Regions from separate parts of the Homo sapiens genome. Here region 2 is linked to region 1. The links are chromatin contacts, found by Hi-C in ENCODE. All regions are on one chromosome and are shown on one strand. Each heading gives the region's core, a stretch centred on a gene start or an enhancer-like site at or near the end of the contact. The rest is flanking DNA. Distances are from core to core; before and after follow the strand shown.

Evidence for each region. A loop is a pair of places that touch in the nucleus more often than their neighbours do. Pooled maps may share reads with other maps.
Region 2: a map with no recorded cell type shows a loop between it and region 1 (2.3-fold over the local background). The contact joins the enhancer-like site here to the promoter of SLC39A12-AS1 in region 1. A Hi-C loop is called at or near these places in 2 of 168 maps with a recorded cell type or tissue (chondrocyte and heart right ventricle), 1 of 37 single-sample maps with no recorded cell type and 1 of 50 pooled maps.

What each region holds. Positions count from the first base shown.
Region 1 is chr10:18,008,809-18,012,035 of GRCh38, forward strand. It overlaps SLC39A12-AS1 (SLC39A12 antisense RNA 1), which reads right to left and starts at 1,754. Exons shown (of 5, transcript NR_038419.1): 1 at 1,721-1,754; 2 at 857-945. All of the region lies in intron 12 of SLC39A12 (solute carrier family 39 member 12), which reads left to right.
Region 2 is chr10:18,058,957-18,062,183 of GRCh38, forward strand. No RefSeq gene overlaps it. Among named protein-coding and RNA genes, the nearest start is that of SLC39A12-AS1, 50 kb to the left of the region's middle. Within about 2 kb of position 1,440, at least 3 of the 41 ENCODE cell types and tissues checked have a DNase peak (open chromatin) inside an H3K27ac peak, as active enhancers do.

The DNA.
Region 1 (3,227 bases), core at 504-3,003:
TTGCATTTAATTTTCTCTTTACTTTCTTGCAGCTGTGTAAGAGCATCTCATTTTGTCTGAGAGCTGAATGTTCCGCCTAAGAAAATTCTCAGAATTGGAAATCTAGAGGATTTCTTAAATCCAGCTTCTCTAAAGTTTATAAAAATTGCTCAAATAGAAAAAAAAGCCCTCAAAGTATTGTCTTTTTCCAGCGTTTGGATAAGAGAGACTTTATTTTTAACTAATATAATTTGTTATTTAAAGCATAAATTAATTAATTAAAAAAATGTAAATGGGTTATGCCAAGGGAGGGTTTATTTTGGATCTGAAGCAATGTTTCAAACCTTTAGGCATTTTTCCTAGGGTTTTTAGATCCTGCCAAAATGGTGTTTCCATAGCAACAGGACTATAGAAACCTCAAGGGGCTATCACTGTAGATGTAACTAGAGATGTCCCTACAATGGGGGGAACTGGACAACTGCCCAGGAATTTAGTACATTAATAGAACCCAAGCTGATGGAGGAGCTGTAACTTAGGGAGGGAGCTAATGGAGAAGGAAGTACCTGTCCAATTCATGCCAAAACAAAATAAAACATAGCCCAGGTGCCCCCTCCAGGTGTATCCAAGGCAAATGAATTGGAATAGGGGAAATATCCAATTTCAAACCCTCTTCCCCCATCAACCTCCCTCACCATATAGGGTTCTAGATCTCTTCCCCCACCCTCACGTTTTTTGGATGCTCTTTAAAAACTTCATTTCCTCTCCAAGACTATCCCTTATGTTTCTTCAACCTTATTTTACTTATCTAATAACTTTGCAGGCAGGGGATTGGGGGGAGCAGGAACCTCAAGAATAAAAAGCAGTCAGAGCAATTTACTTATCTTCCCTCTTGTGAGAAGTGTCGCCCAGAAGTAATATCACAGCCAGACCTTTGCCTGGAGGACTTTCAATTTCCAGATAATTTTCCTTAAGTGAAAGGCAGGATAAAAGGTATTTTGAATATGAATTTAAGATCTTCTACCTTTAAAACATATCCAAAAATGCAAAAATCAAACCTGAGTATTCAATCTGGTCAATAAACAGGATTATCAATATAGTTCATCCTCTCTACACTTATTGTAGGTCAGTAAATGTAGCAGCTTCAAGAACATGAATTGGGTAAAAGCAAAAAAACATTAATTGAGTGACAAACATCCACCTTTCTAGCCAGGCTTCTCCTCTCTTCTTCATCATATAACTATAAAATTAAACTAAACTAGAATCCTAGACTTTTAGAATATTGATCCCATTCCCTCCTCCCCATTTTTCTTTCTTTTTCTTGTGATTTACTGAGTTTGAATGAGTCTTTCTTTATCAGAGAAATCTAGACTCCGAGGCAATTCAGTCAAAGATCTGCAATCACCAAGTCAGGTCTGGTAAATGAATCCTTTCTCCATCCAAAAGATGAGTAAGTCTTCCTTTCTTTGAAGTTTGGCAATACCTAAGTGTAATTTCTGTTAAACATCCACCCACAGGAAGAGATTTTGTTTGAAAAAGACATATGAAGTAACCTTGATATACGTATTTGTTTTCAACAAATATTGTAGTTAAAATCAATGAGTTCCATTGGCATCATTTTAAATATCCTTTGGCTGAGAAAGAAATAGCAAGCATTCAAAACTCAATTCAGGCAGCAAAATTAATGTAATTTAACATTCACAATTATTTCTTAACAAAAGCAAGAAGGGTGAATCATTCTTACCCACAAATTTGAAAGACTTCTATTCTCTTTCTGTAAAAATCAGTCAAACCCCACACTTAGAAATTTTCTACTGAGAAAATGAGTAATTAAGCCAACTTTGGTGAACGCTGAATTCTCTCTATAATTAAAAGAAACTGACCATCAGAAATGCTGGTATTTTTCTACTCCTCGTTCCTCTTTTCTTCTAACTAATTTCTCAGATCATACACACACATACACACAGATCTTCCAAAGCAGTTATTTTAAAAATGCAGTTGGCCCTAGAACAACATGGGTTTGAACTGCATGGGTTCACTTATACTCAGATTTTCTTCCACCTCTGCCACCTCTGAGACAGCAAGACCAACCGTTCCTCCTCCTCCTCCGTCCCTTCAATGTGAAGATGAGGATGAAGACCTATATGATTGTCCACTTCTACTTAACTAATAGTAAATGTATTTCTCCTCTTTATGATTTTATTTTCTTTTCATTTCGTTTCTCTTTTCTTCTTTCTTTTCTTTCCCAAAACAAAATAATACAAAGCCCAGGCGCCCCCTCCAGGTATTTCCTCCCTTCCTTCCTTCCTTCCTTTCTTTTTTTGAGACAGAGTCTCACTCTGTCGCTCAGGCTGGAGTGCAGTGGCGCGATCTCAACTTACTGCAGCCTCTGCCTCCCAGGTTCAAGCAATTATCCTGCCTCAGCCTCTGGAGTAGCTGGGATTGCAAACATGTGCCCCCATGCCCGCTTATTTTTATGCTTTTAGTAGAGATGGGGTTTCGCCATGTTGGCCAGGCTGGTCTGGAACTCCTGGCCTCAAGTGATCCACCTGCCTCAGCTTCCCAAAATGCTGGGATTACAGGCATGAGCCACTGCACTCATCCCCCTTATGACTTTCTTAATAACATTTTCTTTTCTCTAGCTTACTTTATTGTAAGAATACTGTATATAATACACAGAGCATATAAAATATGTGTTAATTGTGTTATTGGTTAGGCTTCTGGCCAGCAGTAGGCTATAAGTCGTTAAGTTTTGGGAGAGTCAAAAGTTATACATGAATTTTCAACTGTGCAGGGATCAGCATCCTAACCCCCACATTGTTCAACTGAACTAAAGCTGGCTGACATCTGTCTTTGCTGAGCTTTACGACTAAGAATTTGTCTAACTGAATCACTTCCCCTAAGGAAAAAAAGGAGAAGAGAATTGTTAAATACAAGTTTAAAGCAGGTAACATCTTAGTCTCTCCTAATTGCGTGTGACAGTGATGTGCTCTTTATCTTATAACTCACAGTTTTCAAAAAAATGTAATTTATCTTCTGCAAACTGCTTCATGAATTGCCTTGAGAAGATCCCACTGGGAAGTGATAGACATATAAGATTCTGTATTTGAATTATTCAGCAAATAAAATTTTTAAAGCTGAAGATTTTAAAACAACCTTGAGAATAGCCTCCGGGTTGGCTATCCCATATAAGTTGAGAGCTGTGGTCTTTGCTTTCTTGAATAACAAGGAAGGTTAAAACAGCTATGTTA
Region 2 (3,227 bases), core at 190-2,689, 50 kb after region 1:
AAAAAAATCCTCTATACCATATTATCACCACACGTTTTCTATGCTGAGATATGTTTAGATACACGAATACTTATCATTGTGTTACAGTTGCTACAGAATTGAGTACAGTCACATGCTGTGCAGGTTGTAGCTTTGGAGCAATAGTCTGTGCTATCTAGCCCAGGTGTGTCGTAGGCCGCACCATCTAGGTTTGTGTAAGCACATGCTATGATGTTCACACAACCACGAAATTGCCTACTGATGGATTTCTCAGAATATATCCCCCTTGTTAAGTGACATACTTTTAAGTACTTAGAATCATTTCTGGCATACAATAAGTGCTATATGTTTCTTAAAGCGAAAAAAGGTCAATACTCATATTTCCTCCATTTACTTAATCACAGAGATTACGTTTACTTAATCACAGAGATTAGGGAACTCAGCCAAGTCCCACAGCTAGAAAGTAGTGAGGTTGGGACCCAACCCCGGCAGGCTGACTCCTGCAGCCCCTACACTTAAGTGTCATAGCGAACTGTACTGGTATTTTCCATGGATGCACCCCGTGATGGAAATGAGGGGTGTGACTCACTGTTGCGTTGTTCTGCATGTTACCTCTTTCCCTCCTTTCCTCTGATAATAATTTCTTTCAATCCCCTAACATCCAGTTCTCTCTCTCCCTTCATTTGCTTGGGTGGTCCTTTGTTTCTACAGAGAGCAATCCAACGACACAGGGCCCTTTCCTCTTCCTGGTCACGCAGTGGCCTTGAAAAATGGCCATTCTCTCTCAAGAGGCTTGCCGTTCAAAACAACCTCATTTCCCTTCACACTGTATGGTGTAGGTCAAGCTTTTTATTAAAAATGTTCCTGCCTTTCTCCTTCCCTCTGTGAGAGTCCCAGATTGTTCCTCATTCCCCCTTTGCCCAAATCTGGATATCATTCCCCCAGAGTCTCAGGAAACACGTTCCAGAAAATGTGTATTTGCATTTCATGATTATGCAGGAGAAGTGTGGGGACATATGTTACCTTTCAGCAGCTTGTATCCAAAGAGCCAGGCCTCACGACAGAACGTAGGCTCAAAATTAGCGCAATCGTTTACCTTGTCTTCTGAGTGATCTGTGTTCCGTGTCTTTGCACAGAAAGCTCTGTTCGTGTTCTGAGTCTGTTATTTTGATCTATACGATAAGAAAATCACTATCATTTGAATCCACAGCTTGAGAGGGCTGCTTTGCTTTTCATGTACGATAAGTTCTTAAACACAAGTGAGATGGAAAACATATTGTGCAACTCTCGGGAACTATTTAAAATGTAAAATATAAATATTTCTCCTTTGAATGTACTTAACTTAGCGAGCCCGTATCTGGTTTGTGTCCTTTCAGTCATCACACTGACATTGTGTTTGCTATTCCTTCATTTAGCTGAGTCAAAATGAGCTGGAGAAGCGAAAATCAGCACTTCAGCCTGCTCTGCGGAGCAGAGCGCAGGAAGGTTGCCAAGCCTCCCTTGATCGCATAATGCCTCTCAGATAAGGTTAACGCTGCAGTAGGCCCTGCCTCGTGTTAGTATTTTATGGTGACAGCTCGAGTCTCCCATTGCAATGAATCTATTGTGAGGAAAAGCAAACAGAAAAGTCAACCCGCTGAGGGTAGCGGGGCCCATACTTGGCCTTTCTCAGGCTAAACCTGGGCCCATGGCTGCCATTGTCTGGTCAGGGCTGACTCAAAACCACCCAATTCTTTTCCACTCCTGACTGGAGGGATTTAAGAATTTCTGGGCCAGGCGCAGTGGCTCACGCCTGTAATCCCAGCACTTTGGGAGGCTGAGGCGGGCAGATCAGGAGGTCAGCAGTTCAAGACCAGCTTGGCCAATATGGTGAAACCCCGTCTCAACTAAAAATACAAAAATTTGCCAGGCACGGTGGTGCGTGCCTGTAGTCCCAGCTACTCAGGAGGCTGAGGCAGAAGAATTGCTTGAACCTGGGAAGGCAGAGGTTGCAGTGAGCTGAGATCATGCCACTGCGCTCCAGCCTGGGAGACAGAGCGAGACTCCGTCTCAAAAAAAAAAAAAGCAAAAAGAATTTCTGACTGTAAGAGTAGTGGGGAGGAGGGATAAAGAGGGGTTGGATAATAGGTACAAAAATATAGTTAGATAGAATAAAATACAGTGTTCAAAAGCTCAATAAAAATTTTGGTTTATTTCAAAATAACAAGTACATTTTGAATATTCCTAACACAAAGTAATGATAAATGCTTGAGCTGATGGATAACCCAATGACTTAAAATTGATTATTACACATTGTATGCTTGTATCAAAATGTCATAAGCATCCCATAAATATGTATAACTATGTATCCATAAACATTAAAAATTGAAATTTTAAAAATTTAAAAACTAAGGCCCTCTGAATGTAGAAAAACAAAGAAAGAGGTAGCGTCTTCGCTCCAGCATCCTCCCACTCCGCCAGGTTGAACTGCCGCTGTTTAAATAAGACTAAAATCCCATTCTTCTCTCACATCTCTTCATTTGCAGACATCTAGCATGGGCCCCTTCCTTCTGCCCTATAATTTAGGACTCTTCAACACGTAAAGTTGAAGGAACAGGGGGAGTGGGGCTGTCCGATTCCATTCTGTGAATGGAACAATAGATAGCCATGCTTGTGGCCGGGCACGGTGGCTCATGCCTGTAATCCCAGCACTTGGGGAAGCCGAGGCAGGTGGATCACCTGAGGTCAGGAGTGTGAGATCAGCCTGACTAACATGGTGAAACCTCGCCTCTACAAAAAATACAAAAATTAGCTGGGCGTGGAGGCTGGCGCCTGTAATCCCAAGTACTCGGAAGGCTGAGGCAGGGGAATCGCTTGAACCTGGGAGGCGGCGGTTGCAGTGAGCTGAGGTGGTGCCACTGCACTCTAGCCTGGGTGACTGAGTGAGACTCTGTCTCAAAAAAAAAAAAAAAAAAAAGATAGTGATGCTTGTGGGATCACTATCTCATGCTGCATTAGAGTGGATGTGGTTTTCTATATGTCCTTTTTTCAAGTCTTCTTTCGTTATGAGAAAAATAAAACAACAAAAGAAACTTTATGGGGTAAAGGTAAAAAATATCTTTGCTAAGACGGGATAGTTAATACTTGGGGGACAGCTCTGGTGAGAAGGTGGCTTCCAAGTTTCCCAACCATGGAACCCTTTGCTCAAGCAAAATCTCACAAAGTCCAACCATCACTGAGGTTTTTCTGGCTATAGGAGTGTGGTGGGA